2 separate regions of the Homo sapiens genome follow, and region 2 is linked to region 1. Evidence: read pairs that join two places in POLR2A ChIA-PET (ENCODE). Cell type or tissue: OCI-LY7. All regions are shown on one strand. Each heading gives the region's core, and the rest is flanking DNA. Links, peaks and the distances in the headings are about the cores only.

What was found. Peaks named below come from ENCODE experiments on the same cell type or tissue, not always from the same donor. Only the 100,000 strongest peaks of a DNase experiment are listed, where the experiment ranks them.
Region 2: POLR2A ChIA-PET joins it to region 1 with 5 read pairs; 3 of 35 experiments call an interaction of 5 or more read pairs at or near these places.

What each region holds. Positions count from the first base shown.
Region 1 is chr5:125,104,083-125,111,122 of GRCh38, reverse strand. All of the region lies in intron 2 of LOC101927421 (a long non-coding RNA gene), which reads right to left. Among named protein-coding and RNA genes, the nearest start is that of ZNF608, 360 kb to the right of the region's middle. In OCI-LY7, for the core only: no CTCF peak of the experiment used is centred there; no DNase peak of the experiment used is centred there.
Region 2 is chr5:125,289,024-125,296,063 of GRCh38, reverse strand. All of the region lies in intron 4 of LOC101927421 (a long non-coding RNA gene), which reads right to left. Among named protein-coding and RNA genes, the nearest start is that of LINC02240, 200 kb to the left of the region's middle. In OCI-LY7, for the core only: no CTCF peak of the experiment used is centred there; DNase peaks (open chromatin) are centred at 2,253, 2,823 and 3,223; H3K4me3 peaks cover 997 bases; H3K27ac peaks cover 1,284 bases.

The DNA.
Region 1 (7,040 bases), core at 1,037-6,036:
ACAACCGTTGCACTTAGTTGGCAGAAAAGACTCTATGAATATGTGCCTATGCCTGTTGGGGGAGGGTAGACTTTCAGCCATTGTGAAATATGGCAATATTGTTTTAAAAATGGTGTGCATTCATTACTCTACCATACATCAAGGATTTAGGACAAATATAATCTAATTAGTAGCATGGCAATATTCACCCCTCAACTAGAATATAACTTTGTTCATTTACTCTCTCTCTTCCCGTGGCCCACCTCTCTCCTCTCTCAGATTTGCTTCTCCACAATTTGTGTCATCATTTTATCTGGATCATGATAGAGAGAGGGATGGTGAATGGGGTCAGACTCCATTGCACAAATCCAGGTGCTACCACCTTGTTGCATGACTGACAAGTTGGCCAAATTCTCGGCATGTTTTTTCATCCATTATATTATGCACCCAACACAATACCTACTTGAGGAATTTTGTGCAATGGGAAATCAATCTAAAAGGCCTGGTACAGTACCTAGTTTATGGTAGATGCTTTTTTAAAAATGGCTAATTCCCTATAGTTTCAGAGTTTTTTTAACCATTATCCTGACATCTTTTCACTGAACAAACCAGGGGCAAAGGAGTAGATGTAACTCCTTTGCCCCACCCTTTGGGGAGAATTGAGGAGGGATCCCATCCTACTTTGAGCCCACTATGTGTATCCCATTCAAAGGGAGGCCTCTTTACCTCTCTCACCTACGGCTTGGCCTGTCCCCTCTACAAAATACATCACTCCCTGCCCCCGCCTCCCCACACACACATACCACACCAAGACAACTGCTGAGGCCAAGAATTACGCTCTTATATTTCCTCTTATTTTCCTTAAAAGTGAAAGGAGAGGAGCTCTCTTTTCGTATAGGTGGGATATACTGCAAATAGGAGAGGCACATAAGAGTTTTCCTCAGGCTCCAATTTTGCGGCATTGGAGATAAGCCCCTGGCTGTGGTGCTTTCACTTTCAGAAGTGTGCAGACCCAAAAATTATGTCCTGGCCTTTGGTGTTCCAAAATGCTTTAGACTAAAACACTTGAGTAGTTGCTTATGTGAGCACAGTGTTAGTTTCAGCTGCCAATTTTAGAATTAAATGGCTTACATTACTACAAACTTTTAGCAGAACATGTTTTCCAAAATAAATGTCTTTAAATCTACACTTCCACCAACTGATTAGAGACTTGAACTCAGAAAATATGGCAAAAACAGCAGAGCAGCAAAAGTAAGAAAAACACATGCTCACTTCATATGGTAAAAATGGCTCTTCCTTCCTCTCCCAAAGGCACATACACTTGGCATATGCGCAAAGTGAATTTTATTTCCCCTGAACAGAGTGATCCTAAAAGGTGTCTACTTATCTATAGATCAAGTTGCATTAAAAATTATCGAATCTACATTTTCATGATTTAAGTTTGCATGTTTAAATTAAGAGTGTCTCTTATTTTTTTATTAATAACTTTAAAAATAAACCTGATCTGAAATTCTAAACAAAACAGTGTTGGCAAGGCAGTGTGGCAGTATATCTGAGGAAAGTTGCACTTGAAAATAATTGAAGTATTGTCTTCTGGAGCTGAAGGTCCTACCTATCTTTACAGTTCTGAGAGTTAATGAGCCATGAAGTGATCATTTAAGGGCTTGTGTCACAGCAGTGGCCATATGAGTTTGTCATTGTGAATGGCATTTCTTAGAAAATCATCTCAATTTGTACCTTTTACTTTTAGAAGAGGGGAAAAAAAACTTTATGCCTCATTCCTACCCATTACCTCCATGTAGGATAGAAGCAGTGTCTGATTAAACATATGGCACATAAACAGTAAATTAATTAAATGTGAACAAAGCCTTTCATGTACCATATTTAAATTTTGAAATGTAGCCCAGTTTTCCTTCTATTTAGAATACATAGAACAACACACAAAAAAGTCACATATTTAAGGACAGATGTGCTGATGCCATGTAAAGTGCTCTTGCTGTGTGACATGGCCTGGCCCCATCAATAGGCAGGCTATTCTAAGTACACTCCATCTTGGCACTCAATAGTGTTGAGTATTTTTGTCCTGACCAACCTATCATTTTAATAAAATTACAAGCATATCTTTGTTCTGATTTCTTCCAATTCTAGTGTCTGAAATGGTTTGATTTAAATCATTTTAGGGTTTTTAAAAGCCAAACCACAAACTAACTAGAGACAATTTACTTAAACTTGTATATTCTCTTGGAAGTTCCTGGGCAAATCAGGGAACAAATACAAGTTTGAAAAAAGAGATGATTGTAGAAACTGCCTGTAGAAAACATTTGAGATTTATTTAGCTAATTACAAGTATTTCTACAACAAATAGGATAATTTGACTAAGTACTCCAAAATGCCAATGGAATAATTGTCAAATGTCCCCCCATCGAGTTGGCCAAAAAGAAAAAAATTAAAAAGACTCAGAGAATCCTGACATATTTTTTTGTTTTTCTTGATAGAAATAATCAAAATTCTACAAAGATCCTAGTTATACTTTGCAAGGTAAAATGTCTGAGACAGATAAAATGTTACATATGAAAGACCATCCAGTAGATTGTTTTATTTTTTTGAAAGCCTTAAAAATTTAAAGCAGTTCACTATCTCTTTTATTCTAATTGCCCAATTACATACCTTTACTCAAGCATCACACTCCCTACAGTAAAATGGATTCCTCACAGTCCAGCCCCTGATTTCCACAAAATTAATTCAGATAAATACCTGTTAGGATATTTCTTTCAGTAATGTAATGAGGTCAAACACTAAAAATATAATGCTTTCAAAATGGAAGCTCTCAGACTAGATGTTCTTACCGCTCAATCTAAGTGTCATGTGTTATATAAACATGTAAAACTCACAATTGCCTTTGATTCCATTGTCTTCATCATTCCTCAGCTTCCATCTTCCAGAGATCATAAGAGAAAAAAGGCAAATAAAATTCAAAATATGTTGTGCCAAGAAATTTTTTCCATTAATTTTTAAACCCACGCATATGGCAAGGGAAATAAAATCCGTGTGTTTCCTGACTCATTTACACTTAATTCACCAAAATGTTCTTTTTAAAAAGAGAACTGACATCCTACAAGTCTTCTGAACCTATTTTCTTTGACATACTGTCCCATCTTGTCAACTCACAGCTCCCAAGGTTCAAGATTGGTTTACAGCTTTGAACCCATATGCTGAAAATAAGCTTGAACTTCACGAAACAAACATGCTTCGCTGTGACCCCTCTGAAAATAATTCCAGTTGAGCTTTGGGCATGACATTTTGTCACTTCTACTCTTCAATCTTGAGTTAGAGTGGGAGTAAATGAGGCAATGAAAGAAAAAAAAAGGAAGAGAAAAGAAACTAGAAGGAGGAGAAGGAGGAGGGGTAGGAAGAGAAAGAAAAGCAAAAGGAAATGATTAGTTAGCTTGGGATGGGATGAAGTAAAAAGAATAGTGGACCAGAAATAAGGAGACACCCTCTGGCTGCTCTTCCCAGCTCAGACACTAGCTAGGGTATATAGCTAGGTAAAAATGTTACCCATCCAGGCTGCGCCACAAACATTCATATTCATAAAAATGAGAAGGATCAGAATTTACAAACATGGTTGAGATGACTACTATGTTTCCTTCTGTCCCTGATAATTCTGTTACTTTCTGGGTTTATCCCTGGACATAAAGCAAATCAAAGTATTCAAGGAGTTTAGCAATCGTGAGGATTACCCCAAAGTGGACTTTCTTCTACCTCTAGTTAGGTCTCTGCCCTCTCCACTCCCCACAGGACCACAGAACATTTTCCTAACTCTTGTGTGCTCCAATTCCTCCAGCTTCATGTTCCTATTGATCCACTTCTATCTCATGTGCCTGGTGATTCATTTCTATTTCTTATTTCTATTGATCCATTTCTCTGAATCTTGAATCCTCTGCTTTGCTCTACAGTCCATTCTTGGACATGAATTGGTTCCTTTGGTCCTAGCATGGGATTTGGCCCCAGAATACCTTATGTAGTTTGCAGTTTCTGAACTCCTTCCTCTCTTCAGTAAGGAAACACCTGGTTCCTGGATCAAATGGCTGTAAAAGTCTGTGCTTATGTATCATGAGAATTGGCTCAGATTTAATTCATGCTTTAAGCTCTAAGCTAAGTGTAAAACTAGACAATCAAACATTAATCCATGATAGATTTTATTCAAATATTCTGGTCTAAAAACATATCCAATCCAGGGGAAAAGAAAAGTTACCTCCAGCCTACATATGTAAACATGTAGGAGCTTTTTAAGGGATATGTGTGTTTAGTATGTTTTACCTAAAAGGAAAGAAGGTCATAAGGTCACCAAAACTTCTGCAGAATATCATTTGCCCTTTTTCATGGAAATATTAGCCTACTGGTTTCTGCACAATAATTGATACAGATTGGTTGTTGTGGGGCTGTTTGTGCTGACCTTGACATTCTTTCCTTTAAGGCACATAGACTCAATATGATATGTATTTTAATCTCCTGAGTAATGTCTTCGCTTTCTAGAGACTCTATTTATGCTTGTGATGATTTTGATGTATTTTGGTCATTTCTCATGTTTATCACTTTAATGATTTTGTAACCATGTGTGTAAAAAGTAATTTGCCAAGTTTCAAACCCCTTGGAATTTCCTTAGTTTTTCATTTGGAACCAGGCTTAAGCTCTTCCAGGTTCTGTTTACTGCTAGCTAATGATGACTGCCTTATCCAAAAGGGGGAAAGACCTTTGAACATACATTAAAATGTGTGTATGATTTCTGAGACATCAAATAGCTGGAATAACAAGTCAACATTTTGATGAGTTAAGTGTAAATTAATTAAAGACATATGAACTAAATTCTCCTTGAAGCACAGATGATTTGAGAAACCAAAAAGTGCCTGGAAAAAAATATGGCTTTTATTTTTATGAACTCCCAAAGTTTGAAAAAGTAGCTGAAGATTAATTTCCATCTCTTATCAATCGTTGCTTTCGATTTTTAATAGATTATATCCTTTTATGTGTAGTTTTTAACCTGAATCATCTAAGCAACAAAAGTCCTACCTTTCTTTTCCTCTTTCTTGCTCAAGCATGGATGGGCATCAAGGGCAAGAAACTCATCTTCCAAAAGGTGAGAGTACTAATCTGATAAAGTAAATATCGAGACACTGTTCAGCCATGCTTTCCAGTGGATGAAACACTAGAAGTATAAATAAACCTATATGGTGCTCTTCTCTAGTCCTGTTTCCTTTATTCTGGCAAAGACACATTTTTGTACTATTACAGTGCTAAGTCTTGATGCTCTCTTGTAGACTTAGAAATGTCATAATAGGTGGCTCACGCCTGTAATCCCAACACTTTGAGAGGTTGAGATGGGAGCACTGCCTGAGCCCAGGCATTCAAGGTCAGCCTGGGCAACATAGCGAGACTCCATCTCTTACAAAAAAAAAAAAAATTATTAATTAGCTGAGCACGGTGGTGCATGCCTGTAATCCTAGCTCCTCAGGAGGCTACGGCAGGAGGATCCCTTGAGCCCAGGAATTCAAGGTTACAATGAGCTATGATCGCCACTGCACTGCAGCCTGGGTGACAAAATGAGATCCCATCTCTCAAAGAGATTAAAAAGAAAAAAAAAAAGAAAAGTCATAATGGCCTGTGTTAAGGCTGCTTTGACTCTGCTCTCTAGGCTTCCATTGGATCAGGCAAAAGGAAGGCTATGGGTGGTAAGGTGAACTCAGGAGATATTTTTCTTAGCCTTCTTTGAACATCTCTCTCTTCCAGGGATTTTATGGAAAGAAGTGATAAAGAAACCAATGTGCTGCACCCATTAACTCGTCATTGACATTAGGTATATCTCCTAATACGTGCAGCACACCAACATGGCACACGTATACATATGTAACAAACCTGCACGTTGCGCACATGTACCCTAGAACTTAAAGTATAATAATAAAAAATAAATAAATAATTAAAAAAAGAAACCAAAATAAGATTCTAGATCCCTAAACAAAAAAAGCAATGTATTAGTGAGCATTATATAGTACCCCATTATTATTACTTCTGACACTTAGAATATTATTACCAACATTCAAAGTTTCTCCTTTTAAAATTATTAAACTTTAAATGACAATAGAGAGAAAGGTATTTTCTATAAAACTTGGTTATCCCAATCATTTATTTTTCCATACTAAGTGTCCTTTGTTCACTTTTAAAAATAATAACAGTAATACATAATTGTTTATCATGGTACATAAATTATTGTAAAGGAAAATGTAATCACATCACCAAATCATATCACTAATAATAGTCATATCACTATTGATATAGGCAATTTTACTAGGCTAATACATTATTTGTGTGTGTGTGTGTGTGTGTGTGTGTATGAGTGTTTCTTGATGTTTGTCATGGGAAATAAAAAATAAGTTCATACTATACTACATGTTTTTTACTATTCTCAAAAGTCCATCCTAAAAATCTACCTAGTTCAATAGCTATAGCACAAACATATCTTTTCAAATGTCAGTTTAGTATTTTATATCATTGTTGACTGTGATATATTCAATCATTACATAATGAATGGACCCTCAGATCATTTCCAGTTTTTTGCTACACTGAAGAGTTTTGCTATACAAAGCCTTGCAACGTATGGCCTTGAATTCTGGGGCTTTGATCTATGCAGCGCTGATGCTCAAAAATGGGATGGCTCAGCCAAATAACAGGCAGCTCTCTATTTTATAAAAGGGCTAACTATATTACTATCCAAAAAGAAATGCAGAAATGTATTACCATGTCCATTTCTCCATATTTATTTTTGCAGATTTGATGAATGAAAATAAAAATTTTCAGAGGTATTTTCTATTTCATTAATTGTAGTTTTGTTTTGCTGAATTAGTGATAAGAATTTATTTCTATAATTTAAAATTATAATACTGATAATGAATTTTATAAAGAGAAAATTGTTAATGCAAAATTTAACACAAATGAAAAAGCCATGTGTTGACATGGGAAGAAATCCACCACAAACTAAGTAATATAATCAAGATGCAAAACAAAAC
Region 2 (7,040 bases), core at 792-5,791, 190 kb before region 1:
ACGTTGCCTAGGCTGGCTTTGAATTCCTGGACTCAAGTAATCCTCCTGCCTCGGCATCCCAAAGTGCTAGAATTACAGGCATAAGCCACAATTTCGTCCCAAACTTCTGATCTTAATTTACTTTCCCCAATGGGAGGAGTAACTTGATGGGTTGACTGAAGTATTCCAAACTAGTAAATAGTTAAAATTTCCAGTGTGTATCAGTAACTTATTGCTGTGGCCTGCTGAAAGTGCCCGAAGATGGTAACTGCTGTGACTCACTTCTCTGAGGACTGATGACAAATCCCCCAAGTAAACTGATTATTGGACGAGGTGCAGAAGTTACCTTGCTTCTCTTCCAAGGTACTCACAACATTCAGGATTTAAAGAGCTACCATATCATTCACATCCAAAGAAAGCCAGTAGTTGATTAAGCTGACTCATCTCAAAACTATAGCTGACATTAATGTAAGAGTGAAACTTGGATGGAATCCAAGAAGAACAAGAAAAAGAATGCAAGTTTTTTCAAGGGTAGAGACCAGTATATATTTATCTCTGCATCCCTATAATTTAACATAATTTTCCTAAACTAATTTATTAGGTTGGTGCAAAATTAATTGCGGTTTTTGCCATCAAAAGCAATAGCAAAAACCACAATTGCTTTTGCACCAACCTACGTTCTAACTGTAGGATTTTTGCCAGTTATTTATCATCTCTCCTATGAACTTAGATATTTTTCTTTAAATAGACATTAAGTTAAATTGTTTATTGTACTTAGCCAAATCCTGTGAATTCCTTCAGAATTTTGTGTGCTTGTTAAATTTTACTCTGTATAAATCAATTATATAGACACATATATTATACGTAAACAATCATTGTAATAAAATCATCACATATGCAATCTGTGAGGCACACAATTACACTTTAAGATACACTGGCTCACCTCGGTGCCTGGAAAGCAGAGTAAAGGCTGACAGATGAAAGGATGACACAATATTCCAACCTCCAGCATCACCAAGCCAACCCTCCCTCTTTCCATGAACCTGGGGCTTATCTGACAGTCCTTGTCAGAACATTGCTCCAGATAACTGCTTTGAATAATCAGAATAGCCAAGAGATAAAACCAACTTGCCTTCCTGACTGTAGCAATTCTCTAGTAGTGCTCAAGTTGTTCAAGGTCTTTGCCAAGTGCTTTATATGGCAGTGGCACTCTTCACCCACCAACAGTCACTTGAGGCTATTCAGAAAATTTTCTGGAGCAGTGATATATTTCACTGATCAGCATACCCCCTGTTTGAAGAATGCATTTGCAAGACAGTTGGTGCAGATTACAGATGTTAGTGATAGACCACGCCCTAAGATTTTTCTTCATCAAATCTGGAATCCTACATATAAACAGACACATATAGTCTGAAACTGGGTGGCTTTTTTGTTTATTTGTTTTATGTATTTGTTTGATCGGATTAAAAAGCTAACAAAGCTTTGTTTCTTGCAAAAGCCTGCTCTTAATTTTATCAACCTGCACTGCAAATATATCCATGACGTTGGTATTAGGTAGACTGGGGAGGACAGGGTAGAGATCACAGTCCCCATTCATCAAGTTATCAATGCTGATATCTCATGCCTATCAGGTCCACCAATGCTATTTTCTAATGCAAAGGACATGTTATTTGAAGGATGATTCCCATTTCACCATTAGACTATCAATATGTCAGCCTCATGATGATGTCGGTTGACTGATAATGCCACAAAAGAAACATTAAGAATATTTTTTTATTTTGATACTTTATATCAAAGTTGTTTTACAGCCAAACATTTTCAAAAGGGCCAAATCTGTTTCTTCAAAATCCAAACATTTGCTTTAAATGGTAATTCTCAAGCTGCAAAGTGTGCAGTAAAAGGCAGAATTGAGCTAGAAATGAACATGACAAGGTGCAATATTCAGCGTGTACACCAGATTTAATTTTGCATAAGAAATGAATTTCTTCAGCTTATTTTTTAATTAGCTTAAGCAAGTGCATTCAGGAGCCAATAACACAGACTTACGGGAACTGAATTACTGAAAGGGTTCTGAGTCTAGCCTCTAAATCACAGGCATTGAGCTGATCTCATAATTAACACTGAGCTGAAGCACTGCATCAAATGCTGCAGAAACTCCTTCGCCAAAGAGTGGATGGGGAACATGGCAATCATTAAACCCAGGCAGTAGCATCTCAGGGACTACAAAGCTTTGTTGAACATAGGGAAGTCAGTTACGTCAACCTGCTAAGCAGTTAATGTCCTGGCAGGCACATCTGTGTTTACTACCATCAGATACTCCCAGCTGTTCACATTGCCTCTGTTTGATGGTCATTCCGGGACCTGCCTGATGTTGAGAAGTATGTTATTAGAGAAGTAAATTCCTTACTGAAGATTGATCAAGGAGGGATGTAAACTCCAGGATGCTGGAGTTGGTCCATAAAGTTTAGGACATAGACATGTACTGGCAATTACAGAAGGTGAATTTATTTAGGACTCTTGATCAGAGCTTTTAGGGATCTATTATTGCTTCAGTTTAAATTATATTTTAAAATCATTCCTGTAGTCAGGTACTTTTAGGGCACCTCAAACAGATATAAACCACTCCCTTCCTGTGGGGACTGGAAGTAGGCCAGTGCATCACTACTATACATATAAGGAAGAAGGGACACTGAGCTGCCAAGAGCATTCTCTTAATCAAACAGCTGGTTGCTGATACCCATCAAGCCAGGTGCTATGGATTTAAAAGAAAAAGTGTGACATATCTATGCTAGGAATCCTCAGTTTGCTACTCCTAGATCCACTCTCAGCCCTTCTCAACCCTGCTCTCAGCTCAGCGAGGCACTCAGGACTCCTGAGCCCTCTGGCTTCCTATTGAACTCTGCCCATGGGGACGCCTGGCAGAAGAGCCAAGGAAGGGAAAAGAGAACTGTCTCTCCTTCTTTGGCCCACCCTCCTCTGTCTAGTGTCTGTGAGGGGCCACTAAGCCTCTCTGCAGGATTTTCCTCCTCAGGCTTTCTTCGAGCTTAGGGTGGTAACAGCCCCTCTATTTATCCCGGGGTGCTGCACCACCCCCTCCAGTCTTCTTTCACCTTGCCTGCCCTTTTCTGTACACTTCCTTTATTTGACCCTCCTTGAACAATCCTAGTTTGCATGTGCCATCCTGTTAGGGCCCTAACTTAAACCATATTTCTGCCTAAAATGAGCTTATATAGGTTGTCTGGTAGGAAAAACTACTGCATCATCAGTATAATAGCAGATCAAGCCCTGGGTTATTTGCAAGTGTGTAGCACACTTGAACACACACAGATCTTGATACTTCACCAGGTGATAAGATCATGAAGTCTATGCCATTTTCTCCTCATTTCCTCTCTTGTACAAGTAGACTTCAAAGATAAAGAAAAAGAAAAAAAATCTGCAAGTCAGCATCACCTCAAGAGCTGGACAGGGTCTCACCCAAACTTTTATCATCTATCTCAGGACCTTTACATCTCATCTCTATTCTTGCCTTCCATGCTTTCAGCCTTTCCCCAGCTTTGCTTTATTTTTCTTTTAATCACAAGTAGCCGACTCACCAAATTTAACTCATAGCAAAACTCAGATATGCAAAGAAAACATAAATACTTCATTTTGTCTTAAACTATTTAAGCTTTCGGCCCTGTCACTATGCACACTCTGCTCACCAACTTCCCAACTCAGCCTAATACAAAGAATACTTTGGCAAGTCCCCTGGACACAGATGTAATCTATGACTTAAATTTTCTAGCCCATCCAGAAACTACACACTCATTTTACAGTTAAGCTCTGAAATATTCAAGCTTAGACCCTCTTACTACTGCTTACATGGTTGGCCATTTTGCTGCACTCAAGCATTGGTTAGAAAAGATGGTTAAAGCAATCTAGCATAAATGCAAAACTACTACACGAAGGGAGAGCCACCGACAGCTCTCCTACTTATGCTTAGCTGTTTTCTACTTATGCAATTATATCTGGTAGCCAATTTACCGGAAAAGATTGAGTTGCAATCATTGGCCAAAATGAAATTTAAAGATGGGCTGAGGAAGGAAGTGCTTCATGGCTATCGTTGTTTTCTCAGTAAAATGTTCATTGTTCTATAGGTAAGACTTGTATCTTTCCTGATGACCCAGCAAAGCCAAATGTCTGAGAATCCTCAGGAAGCTCCCAATGGGTTAAAAAAGAATGCCTGGCTGCTCTGTGCTGCCTTTATTATTGGTTATGGACCACCTCCGTGGAACTACTAAAAGTCTCCACAGGTACAGCAATTTCTTTTTTGGCAACTTTATTGTCAGACAACCTGCCTTCTGGGTATGTTGTTGTCACTGTAGTCAATTGATGTTTCTGACATTGTTCTTGGCAGGCTCAGTTTTCCAGGGCACTGCTGGGAAGAAAACACGAAAAACCTGGCACTGTTTAATGCACTTTGCTGTCTTATGTGTTATATTTCGCAAGAAGAGAGGTGGGAAAATTATACTTTGAAAAAACAGGGTGCCACTGGATAAATATAGGGAGTAATATCAAATCTTGAAAAATCTTTCCTCGCCAGATTTTCCCACATGAGAGAGTCCTGGGGTGTATGGAATTTTAGCAGACAGTTTGAAATTGTTTGCTTTATTTTTCTTTTAATCACATGTAGCCGACTCACCAAATTTAACTCATAGCAAAACTCAGATATGCAAAGAAAACATAAATACTTCATTTTGTCTTAAACTATTTAAGCTTTCGGCCCTGTCACTATGCACACTCTGCTCACCAACTTCCCAACTCCAGCCTAATGTTCAACAGGAAAAAAACTTGCTGAACGTCAAATCCTGTCTAAAGTACAATCTATTCTGATCATTTAAACAGCCCATTTGCACAGAGTTTAGTCTTTGGAGTCAGCATGTTTTGCTCAGAGGTTGTTTCCACCACCACCCCAACCCCCGCCCTTCGCTGACAGGTACAGCCTCTGAGAGCTTCCAGGAGTGAGTGGGAAAGAAGCAGAGCCCTTGTCCCCAAGCAATTTGTCACTTGTGCATCCATGTGCTGCTGGTCCTGAAGGTGTTCACAGCTGAATTCTGTGGCTGGGGTAACTTACCACCTTGACTTAGTTCAGTCGGGGCCTATTACCACTCTCTGGTGGTTTTGATCTTATTTGGGTTTGTGCATTTTCCACAGACTTCTGTAAGGTGTGGCTATGACTTCTATTCAGCCCAGTCTTGGTTATTCCCACAGTTGCCCTTGCCAGAGAGCCATCTTACCCCACACCAGCAATCCCTCTAGCCCCTTCTTCAATCAAACTCTCTCTCTCTGCTACTATATGTTCTGTCTACACAACTTAGAAACCAAGAGAAGCAGCGGAAAACTAAATGTTAAGGACTCCCCCTGCCTGGACTTGGTGCAGCACCGGGTTGATGTGATCTATCCTTGAATGAAATAAGAAAGTGTCCTCCTAGAATCCCAAATACAAATAAAGGGAAGAAATGACTACCTGCAACAGTCCTTTCAAGTTATTTAAAGTTACTCCTCTTCTCCAAAATGACCCCCAGAGAATGAAACTCAGAAGACATGGATATGAACACATATAACTCTCCTTTCTGCCGCCTCTATCACAATATAATTTTAACTGTTTCAGTGACTTTTCCCCAATATACATATGAATAGGAGAATGAATTAGGGAAAGGTAAGGATCACTGATAAAAGATGAAGATCCTGGTCTAGGCACTATTTAGCAAAGGGGTTTGAAGGTAAATCCTGGTCCACAAACAGGTCCAGCTTCACAGGCATGTGACCGATCCAATTGCACAGAGCCTTGCGCTCACAAAGGCCCACGCTTGGTTCTGTTGTCATCATCTTGAAATTCTTAATAATTTCAAACATGGGGCCCCACATTTCCATTTCACAGTGGACCTCACAAACTATATAGCCAGCCTGCCCACACATGAGTATGCACAAAGGTGATGAGATAGAGCTAGGCACTAAATGTCTTCAAACCACATTGCAGGAAGCCCGTTGGATTTAGTTGAAGCATCTCAGAGCCTCTGCAAGATGAGGGGATCAAGCAGATGCTCACCCACATAATTTTATTCATTTTATGCATGATATTTCACATGAGGACTGCATTCTACTGCTAAAAATTAGTTGATACAAACTTATTTTTCTATTTTGGGATACAATATTCCTCACTACCTGGATCCTATAGCAAAAAGTCAACTGCAGTGTAATCAAAAAATATTGAAAACTTTGTCTCAGGGCACCTGGGTTCATTTCCTAATTCTATCACTTATTAACTTTGGGATCTTACACAAGCTAAAACTTCTCCAAGTATCAGCTCATTTATCTGTTAAATTGAAATAATAATAACTTGGGATTATTATTGTTTTAATTGTATACAATAATATATTTGTTTTTACTTCATACTTTAAAGTATAATCCTTTAAAAATAATAATGTATAACCTATATAAATAAAAAGCATTACAATGGTTTATAAAACATTTTGAATAGGTTGTTTTGAAATTTATTTCTTTCAAAAATATAAAATAAATATGAAATTGAGATTAACTATAAGGGAGTCAGAAAAAATGTATATTTGATTCCTCACTTCTTGTTTTTTTGCTGATTATAGGCCTTATATGACAGGTATTATTAATAGCATTGTTTTGTCAAGCCAGTAAAAACAGTGAAGTTAAATGAGCAAGATATAAGTCAAATTTGATTTTCCAAAAAGAGTTTAATTAAATGGCATTTCTTACTATTGATAATAAACATCAATTCTGTTCCCTCATACTCCAGAGTATGTTAAAAGAATTAGAATCCTGGAACCCTTCATCACTGAATACCACACCCAGATATTTCTGAAAAATAGCTACTGCAGAAGAGATCCTCTCAGTGAGTGAACTCTTAATTAATTCTAGAGTCTCTGGACCCTTTGTGGTCTCCTACCTTGCTGGCTAAAGGAACACAGATCCCATTGGCCTCTCTTCCTTGGTTTTTGTCCTTGAGCCATAACCACATAGTAAAGTGAAAATCCTATGCATGGAAAAGT